Linked DNA regions of Homo sapiens: all the other regions are linked to region 3. The links are chromatin contacts, found by Hi-C or POLR2A ChIA-PET in ENCODE. All regions are on one chromosome and are shown on one strand. Each heading gives the region's core, a stretch centred on a gene start or an enhancer-like site at or near the end of the contact. The rest is flanking DNA. Distances are from core to core; before and after follow the strand shown. Region 1 overlaps PACS1 (phosphofurin acidic cluster sorting protein 1). Region 2 holds the start of ENEMAL (enhancer lncRNA neighbor of NEAT1 and MALAT1). Region 3 holds the start of SNX32 (sorting nexin 32).

Region 1 (3,186 bases), core at 576-3,075, 390 kb after region 3:
ACTCTCAGGAAGTACCCCCTCTCCTGACCCGCCCCTCCTCTTCACCCTGCACTTCCCTGCTCACCGGGCGTTCTGGACACCTGTAGCTTGTTGACCCACCCTGAATGCCAGCTCCATTCAACTCTCCCAGCATGCTGTTCTGAGCCCTGGCAGCACTGACCCTGGCTGTGCTCTTCACCACAGGCCTTTCTTTGAGGGGATGTCGCAGTCCAGCTCCCAGACGGAGATTGGCAGCCTCAACAGCAAAGGCAGCCTCGGAAAAGACACCACCAGCCCTGTGAGCGCAACCGCGACTGCGGGGCGGGGTGGGACCGTGGCATGTCAGGGCTCGACGCTCTGGCCCTCTGCATCTCTGATCAGGGCTCATGTTGTGACCTTAGAAAAGTGGCCCCATTGGCTGGGCATGGTGGATCACAACTGTAATCCTGGCACTTTGGGAGGTGGAGTCGGGCAGATCATGAGGTCAAGAGATTGAGAGCATTCTGGCCAACATGGTGACACCCCATCTCTACTAAAAATACAAAAATTACCTGGGCGTGATGGTGTGCACCTGTAGTCCCAGCTACTCAGGAGGATGAGGCAGGAGAATCACTTGAAGCCGGGAGGCGGAGGTTGCAGTGAGCCAAGATTGAGCCACTGCACTCCAGCCTGGCGACAGAGCGAGATTCCCTCAAAAAAAAAAAAAAAAGAAAAGAAAAAAGAAAATGGCCTCATCTTGTTTCAGCCTCAGTTTTCCTCCCCTCAGTCTGGCTGGGAGCTTAGCTCTTTGGGGTCATTGCTGTGTCAGGCTGGGTTGTTCCTTTTGGTCTGTTTCTGCCATGGCCCAGCGCCTTCCCTCTCAGAATACATACAATCTCCCCCTCTGCTGGGCGTGGTGACTCATGTCTATAATCCCAGCTCTTTGGGAGGCCAGGGCGGGTGGATCACTTGAGCCTAGGAGTTCGAAACCAGCCTGAGCAACATGGTGAAAGCCCATCTCTACGAAAAATGCAAAAGTTAGCCAGGCATGGTGGTGCACGTCTGTAGACCCAGCTACTTGGGAGGCTGAGGCAGGAGGATCCCTTGAGCCCAGGAGGCAGAAGCTGCAGTGAGCTGTGATCGCACCACTGCTCTCCAGCCTAGGTGACAGAACAAGACCTTATCTCAACAAACAAAAACCTCTCCCTTCGTGTCTGTTCTGTGGTAGCTGAGAGTGTGGCATGGAGTGGGCGTTTGGCCAGTAGTGAGTGGCCCTGCACCAGACTGGGGAAGGAGCAGGTATGGAGAGGAGGGGAGCCACTGAGACGTGCTCAGGAGGCCCTAGTAGGCTTTATTGGGCCAAGAATCCATAGAGGGGAGCAGTGCCCCGAGAAAATTTATAATTTAGTCAAGAGGTTTCCATTTTTTCTGGTGAGCAAGGGGAAAAGGGGGCATGTACTGTAGCAGCCGGAGCCACGACCTGGGCCTTGCTCCGCCCCTCCTAGAAAGGCCCTGCTCCCTCAGCAGATCACAGGCAGGGGTGGGTGTGAGCCTGAAGTGACCTCAGGCCCTAGGAAGCTGCTCTTCCTTCGTTTACAATGGAAGGCAAGTGAGTGTTGTCGCGATGTGAGTGCCCAGCTTAGGATTTGCCCTCCAAAGCCCAGTGTCTTTTCTGTAGATCAAAGAAACAAATCCTTTAAGTCCTCCTGTTCACCTGCTTTACTGGCAGATGAAGCCTACTCATGGTTCACCAGGGGGAATACCAAACTCGCCCTGCAGATCGGTAGTAATTGTGCGGAGATGATAGGAAACAGGAGAGGCCTCTACCGCTGAAAAGCACGGGTCTGAAAGGGCAGGTGCCTGTCCTGGAAACCACCTTCTCTTGGGGCATCCCCTGGCTGCCCTTCTGCCTGTTGCCACCAGGTGGGGCTCTCTCCCAGCTCACCGTTCTTCCTGCTTAGGACAGCGCCCCACGTGACGTTAGTGAGGCAATGCATGGGAAACTGCAGCCCAAACAGACTCCTCCCTGGGAGAAACCCCAGCCCTGCCCCTGCAGACCCTGCACCCTAGACGCCGTTCCAGGCCGGGTTCATGGGGATCCAAGAACTGAGGAGACCTCGATTTACAAAAAAAAAAAAAAAAAAAAAAAACTCTTTCTAAATTTATTTTTTATTTTTATTGGAGTCGGAGTTTTGCTCTTATCGCCCAGGCAGGAGTGCAATGGAGCGATCTCGGCTCACTGCAACTTTCACCTCCCGGGTGCCAGCGATTCTCCTGCCTCAGCCTCCCGAGTAGCTGGGACTGCAGGCACGTGCCACCCACACCCGGCTAATTTTTGTATTTTTAGTAGAGATGGGGTTTCTCCATGTTGGCCAGGCTGGTCTCAAACTCCTGACCTCAGGTGATCCGCCCGCCTCAGCTTCCCAAAGTGCTGGGATTAGAGGCTTGAGCCGCTGTGCCCGGCCTATTTTTTTTTTTTTGAGATAGGGTCTCGCTGTACTCCCCAGGCTGGAGTGCAGTGTGTACCCAGCCACCTCACTTTCTTTGGTATTAGTGTTTAGGATGTGGCTTGGAGATGCATTTCCTCACATGGAACTGCTGAATGGCCCTGCTGAATTGACAGCATCCACATGGGCAAACCCTACTGGGCAAACCCTACCCCTGGCCATGAGAGCTAAATTCCCTCTTAACTATATGGGATGACTCTAGAAAGATACCTGGGAGCTGGCTGAGGGAGGACTCTTTCTTAGTGTTCTAGGAATGTAGAGCAAGTGCCCTAATATAACAAAATGTAACTAAATCACTAACTGAGACAGTGCCCCAAAAGCAGTAAGCAGAACACCTAACACTGTGGATGTTCAATAAATGTTAGTTACCTGACTTATAAAACTTACAGAAAAAATTACTTAGACACTCTGAGCCTCGGTGCCTCATCTGTAGGGTTGTGGTGTCGGTATAGGAGCCCATTTGGCTCAAAAGCCAGTTGAGGGCGGACACGGTGGCTCAAACCTGTAATCCCAGCACTTTGGGAGGCCGAGGTGGGTGGACCACTTGAGGTCAGGAGTTCGAGACCAGCCTGGCCAACATGGCAAAACCCTGTTTCTACTAAAAATACAAAATTAGCCAGGCATGGTGATGCACACCTGTAATCCCAGCTACTCGCGTGGCTGAGGCAGAGAATTGCTTGAACCTGGGAAGCAGAGGTTGCATTGAGCCAAGATCCCGCCA
Region 2 (2,796 bases), core at 141-2,640, 360 kb before region 3:
CGAGGTCAGGAGATCGAGATCCTGGCCAACATGGTGAAATCCCATCTCTACTAAAAATACAAAAATTAGCTGGGCGTGGTGGCACATGCCTGTACTCCCAGCTACTTGGGAGGCTGCGGCAGGAGAATCGCTTGAACCCAGGAGGCGGAGGTTGCAGTGAGCCGAGATCGCGCCTCTGCACTCCAGCCTGGGCGACAGAGCAAGACTCCGTCTCAAAAAAACAAAAACAACAACAAGAAAAAGAGGTGTGTTATTTAACCTTTTCTTAGAAGCTTCTCTGCTGCCCCCAATCTTTCTCAGCAATCCTAAGCCTTGCTCCAGTTACTGGTTAGAGCTGGGCCAATAGTGGTCTGACCACACGTGGTGGCAGCATTCTGAGCTCTGAGGAGACAACCTGGGCTCTTGTCTTGAGGCCTAAACTGGGCCTGAGAGAGCAGGAACAAATCTGCCCTCTCCCTAAGCTCAGGGAGTCCACAGCGGGACCCTCACACCCAGTCTAAGGAGACCACTGGGCAGAGCTGAGATCTTAAGGACAAGCTGGAGTTCCCTCAGTTTTGGGAAAGGAGTTCTGGGGTGAGCGAGGAACATCAGGAGAAGCTGGAACAGAGAGGGGCAGCCAAGTCCTGAAGGGCCTGCTGTAACCCAAGAGAGAGGCCTGGCTTTATCCAGCAAGGCCAGGGTGCGGTCGGAGCAAAGGTTGTTTTATTAAAAGCTTCCTATGGCTGGAGCCCAGGAGTTCGAGGTTACAGTGAGCTATGATCACACTACTGCACTCCGGCCTGGGCAACAGAGCCAGACCCTGTGTTTAAAAAAAATCCTAAAAAGCCACAAAACTTCCTGAATGCAGACAATGTAGGGGTTCAAGGAGCTAGGGAGTACAGCGGAGACAGTGTTTGAACAGGCCCAGGCCTGGGCAGGTGGCTGCCTTGGATGCCCGAAGGGAAAAACAGAACAAAATCAGGAGGAATTGGAGCCTAAGTGAGGGAGCAGAGGATGAAGGGCGAGAAGGGGGCATGGGGCTGACAAAGCCGGGGTGGCAGCCCGTCCCACCCCACTCAGTGTGGGTTCCCGCGGTCTGTTCGGCGCAGCCACAGGGTCCTCCCACCACCCTCGCGGCCCTTCGCCAGCCCAGATACCGTTTTCCCGACTTTGGAACGGAGACCACAACACCCGCCCCGGAACTACTGAAGGCTCAAGTTAGGTCAACCCGGCAGGAAACCGGTTCCCAAATCCCAAGGCGGACCCAGGCCCGCGGTTCCCTCCCTCAAGGCTGGAACAGCGCGCAGTGGCCACCGCCGCCGGGTCTCCAGCCCCCAGGAGCGCGGCCTCCTCCCGGACTCTCTCCGATGCGGTCCTGCCCTGGGGACACGGCAGGAAGAAGGGACCTGGCTGGGGGACGTGGCCCCGGCGCGGGGGCAGGGGAGGCAGCGCGGGACTCCCAGCGGCCCCTGCGCGGGTGCCCACCCGCCGTCACGTGACACGCCGGGCGCTGAGTCACCGGGAAGCATCTGGCTGGGCGGCCGGGATTGGCCAATCTGCGGGACCGTCTGGAGCGGAAGGGCGGTGGTAGCTGGCCCTGCTTCTCCCTCCCCAGGATCTCTGCACTGGCCTTACGAACTGGGGAGTCCAAGGGGTTCCAGGACGGGAAGGGGAGTTTGAGACCAGCCTGGGCAACCTGGCCAGACCCGGTCTCTATTAAAAATACGCAAAACACACACACCACACACCCCACCCCACACAGCCCACACACCCCACACGGCCAGCAGCCCTTTCTGTCACCGACTCCGTTCCCCTGGCCAGTGAGCTCTCCGTCCCCTTTTCCTCCCTTTTCGCACACGTGCCTTTCCTGCCTGCTCCCACCTGGTGCCTGAGGCGTCTCTGCGCCTCAGCACTGGCTGTTCGGTTTGCACTACGGAGGGCAGTGTAGGTTTGAAAAGGAAAGTTTCATTATATAGAACACTACCAAGGCAGGGCGCGGTGGCTCACGCCTGCAATCCCAGCACTTTGGGAGACCGAGGCGGGTGGATCACTTGGGGACAGTAGTTCAAGACCAGCCTGGCCAACATGGTGAAACCCTGTCTCTACTAAAAATACAAAAATTAGCTGGGAGTGGTGACACTTGCCTGTAGTCCCAGCTACTTGGGAGGCTGAGGCAGGAGAATCGCTTGAACCCAGGAGGCAGAGGTTGCAGTGAGCCGAGATCCGGCCACTGCACTCCAGCCTGGGAGACAGAGTGAGGCAAGACTCCATCTCAAAAAAAATAATAATAATAATTAATAAAAAAATAAAAATAATTAAAAGAAAAAGAAAAAGCACTACAGAAGAGTGCAGAGGGGCGCCTCAGCTAGAGGACTTAGGGATTTTCCTTAGGGGCATTTATGGACCTTAAAGAGGGAGCTTAAGGGTAACTTGGACCACACTAGCCACATAGGTCATGATAAATGATTACATTTGTAGACATTTTGGTGCCTAATGCCAGTCAGCAAGGGTTGTTGCACAATGAGTTTGGACAGGCATGCATTTGCAGAGATGTATAGAAATTCTAATTACTTGGAAATTTTGTTGGACCGGAGCTAGGAACCAAATGGTATAGGGAAGTCTCATTACTTCTGAATTCCTCAGATAAAGAGTTTTGCCTCTGCCTGGGCTGCTCGATGGCCACCAGGTGACCTTTGCTCTCCTCAGGGGCTGCTGTGGGTCCAGAGCTGGAAGGAGAATGGGCCGCATCCTTTCCTCCTTCCCTCCCCGCAGCAGCAGGGGCTCTGGCTGCGGGGGCGGGCTGAGCTCCGTCCGGGG
Region 3 (2,931 bases), core at 401-2,900:
CTCAACCTCAGCTTCTCATCACTTGTTCCCAGCTTCTCTCCACTCAATCTCAGCTTCTCTCTGCTTGATCTTAGCTTCTCTCCACTCAACCTCAGCTTCTCTCTGCTTGATCTTAGCTTCTCTCCACTCAACCTCAGCTTCTCATCACTGGTTCCCAGCTTCTCTCCACTCAACCTCAGCTTCTCTCTGCTTGATCTCAGCTTCTCTCCACTCAACCTCAGCTTCTCTCCACTCAACCTCAGCTTCTCATCACTGGTTCCCAGCTTCTCTCCACTCAACCTCAGCTTCTCTCTGATTGATCTCAGCATCTCTCCACTCAACCTCAGCTTCTCATCACTGGTTCCCAGCTTCTCTCCACTAGTTCCCAGCTTCTCTCCACTCCATCTCAGCTTCTCTCTACTTGATCTCAAATTCTCTCCACTTGATCTCAGCTTTCTGCCACTGGACCTCAGCTTCACTCCACTGGACCCCTGCTTCTCTCCCCTGCACACCAGCTTCTCACTAGTAGACCTCAGCTTCTCTACACTTGATCTCATCTTGTCTACACTAGACCTCAACCCCTTCTCATCCTGTCCCAGTTTATATCCATTGGATCTCAAGTCCTCTCCACTGGTCCCTACCTTCTCCCCAGCAGACCTCAACCTCTCTTCAAACCCAGACCCCTTCATAGGCCCTGCTGTCATCCCTGCACTCTTAGATTTAGCCTTTATTTCGTGTTTGACCTCTTGCTTTCCCCAAATACCCCTTGGGCTGTCTTTCCCCAAATCTGCTGAAGCTTGTGATGCACTTGCTCCACGGTATAGCAGCTTCACATCCATCCTTTCCTGACTCGGGCCTGACTTCCCTTTCAAGACCGTCTTTTCCACATCTTCCAGTCTCCAGTACTCAGACTCCAGCTTCGGCTTTCGAGTGTTTCTAGTCAGGAGCTCCACTCTCTTCCCAATTACCATGAGCCCGTTCCAAGGTCCCCAGGTTTTCTCTCGCAGCATCGGCACCCCCTTGCAGCCCCGCTCCAGTGGCGACCGTTCGCGGACCCCGGCCTCGCTTGGGGCGCCCTGGCCGCGGGACTTGTGGAGCTCCCTAGTCCTCCTAGGCTGCTTACCCCGCCGCTCCCTCCCGTCCAAGAGCGGAAACCTAAACAGACCCCCCTTCTCCACAGACATTGTCCCCTGCCCTCGCCCCTGGTCCACCACCCACATCCCCACCACTGCTTCCCATTCCCTGTCCCCACCCTGCCACCCTCACCCTCTTCCCCTTCCCCTTCCCCTTCCCCACTGCCTGGTGGGCGCCAAACTGGGCGAGTGCGCACGCGCAGGCCGCACGTGGCCGTTGGAAGGAGGGGCCCGGAACGGCGGCACGGGGTTGTTGTGGGGGTCAGTCCCCCGGGGACTGGAGGGAGACGCGGCACGCGGCCTCTGCGACCCTATGAACTCTGACCCCAGCTCCCACACTGTCGCCTATCACCGGCCCACTCTCCGTGCCGCGTGTCCCTTAAAAGCTGGGGCCTGGGACAGGAACGACAGACAATGCAGCCAATGGCGTCACGCGCGGTGCCCCGCTACCCAATCGAAAGGCGTGGCTGAGGGAAACGCGGTGGGAACCGCCCCCGACTCCAGGCGACTCCTTGGCCGGGCGGGGGAGAGCGTCCCCGTCAGCTGAGAGCATCCTCACTCGGTCAGTTCCTCGGGCGAGTTACGGGGACGACCTGCGGGAGCACGCGGGCAGTGGCCGGACGCTGAAGCCCAGGAGAGCGATGGAGACGTATGCGGAGGTTGGGAAGGAGGGCAAGGTAGAGAAAGGATGAAGACCCCCACCCCAGCCTCCCCTCACTCCATGAAAGCCCGTGATGCCCAATCATGCGGTGGTGTGTGTGTGTCTGTGTGTGTGTGGTCTGCCTCTGTGTGTTTCTGTGTGTGTCTGTGTGTGTATAGTCTGCATGTGTCTGTTTCTCTGTGTGTCTGTGTGTATGTCGATGTGCCTGCATATGTCTGTGTGTGTGTGTATCTGTGTATGTCTGTATTTGTGTCTCTGTGTGTCTGTGTGTCTGTGTGTGTCTCAGTGTGTGTCTGTGTCTTTGTGTGTCTCTGTGTATCTGTGTGTGTGTCTGTGTGTCTCCGTGTCTCTGTGTGTGTGTGTATGGCCTGTGTGTGTCTGTGTGTGTGCACGTATGCGTCCATGTGGGTGTTTGTGCGTGCATGTCTGTGTCTGTCTCTGTGTGTGTCTGTGCATGTCTGTGTGTGTGTGTCTGTGTGTCTGTGTCTGTGTATGGTCTGCGTGTGTCTTTGTGTCTGTGTCTGTCTGTGTGTATGGTCTGCATGTGTGCATGTATGCATCTGTGTGTGTCTCTGTGTGTATCTGTGTGTGCACGCATGTGCCTGTGTGTGTCTGCGCAGGTCTGTGTCTCTTTGTGTCTGAGTGTGTGTCTGTCTCTGTGTCTATGTATGGTCTGCGTGCATCTTTATGTCTGTGTGTGTGTGTCTCTGTGTGTGTGTATGGTCTGCGTGTGTCTGTGTGTGTGTGTCTGTGTATTTCTGGGTCTGTGTGTGTGTTTGCATGTGTCTGTGTGTGTCTGTATCCGTGTGTCTTTGTATATCTGTGTGTGTCTATGTCAGTGTGTCTGTGTGTGCATCTGTGTGTGTCTGTGTGCCTGTGTATGATCTGTGTATGTCGTTGTGTGTGTCTGTGTGTGTGTTTCTCTGTGCCTGTGTGTTTGTGTGTGTCTGTGTATCTGTGTGTGTTTCTATGTGTGTCTGTGTGTGCGTGTGTCTGTGTTTGTCTCGTGTGTCTGTGTGTGTGTATGTGCCCATGTGTCTCTGTGTGTATGTGTGTGTCTGCGCAAGTGAGAGAAAGGAGACTTGAGCAAGGGAGTGGGGAGCCTCTGTGGCACCTGTGTGCGGACTGATGAGGATGCCAAGGGAGGCAGGGTTTTGC

Evidence for each region. Hi-C counts contacts between places; a loop is a spot of excess contacts on that map. ChIA-PET counts read pairs that join two places held with the same protein, here RNA polymerase II (POLR2A). Pooled maps may share reads with other maps.
Region 1: a loop to region 3 is called in a pooled map, with 6 times the contacts of the local background. The contact joins the enhancer-like site here to the promoter of SNX32 in region 3. A Hi-C loop is called at or near these places in 6 of 50 pooled maps.
Region 2: a pooled map shows a loop between it and region 3 (3-fold over the local background). The contact joins the promoter of ENEMAL here to the promoter of SNX32 in region 3. A Hi-C loop is called at or near these places in 1 of 50 pooled maps. POLR2A ChIA-PET finds 5 or more read pairs at or near these places in 2 of 52 experiments (AG04450 and activated CD4-positive, alpha-beta T cell).

The regions. Positions count from the first base shown.
Region 1 is chr11:66,220,971-66,224,156 of GRCh38, forward strand. PACS1 (phosphofurin acidic cluster sorting protein 1) reads left to right here. Exons shown (of 24, transcript NM_018026.4): 10 at 184-277. Among named protein-coding and RNA genes, the nearest start is that of KLC2, 35 kb to the right of the region's middle. RefSeq lists enhancers at 1,600-1,699, 1,760-1,999, 1,805-2,305, 2,306-2,806. Within about 2 kb of position 1,826, at least 4 of the 41 ENCODE cell types and tissues checked have a DNase peak (open chromatin) inside an H3K27ac peak, as active enhancers do.
Region 2 is chr11:65,476,097-65,478,892 of GRCh38, forward strand. ENEMAL (enhancer lncRNA neighbor of NEAT1 and MALAT1) reads right to left here and starts at 1,391. Exons shown (of 1, transcript NR_186313.1): 1 at 681-1,391. RefSeq lists enhancers at 1,184-1,779, 1,615-1,704 and a silencer at 1,315-1,444.
Region 3 is chr11:65,832,313-65,835,243 of GRCh38, forward strand. SNX32 (sorting nexin 32) reads left to right here and starts at 1,651. Exons shown (of 13, transcript NM_152760.3): 1 at 1,651-1,789. The coding sequence starts at 1,754. LOC124902693 reads right to left here and starts at 1,487. Exons shown (of 7, transcript XM_047427980.1): 1 at 1-1,487. The coding sequence starts at 1,199. RefSeq lists silencers at 1,203-1,332, 1,506-1,718 and an enhancer at 1,643-1,732.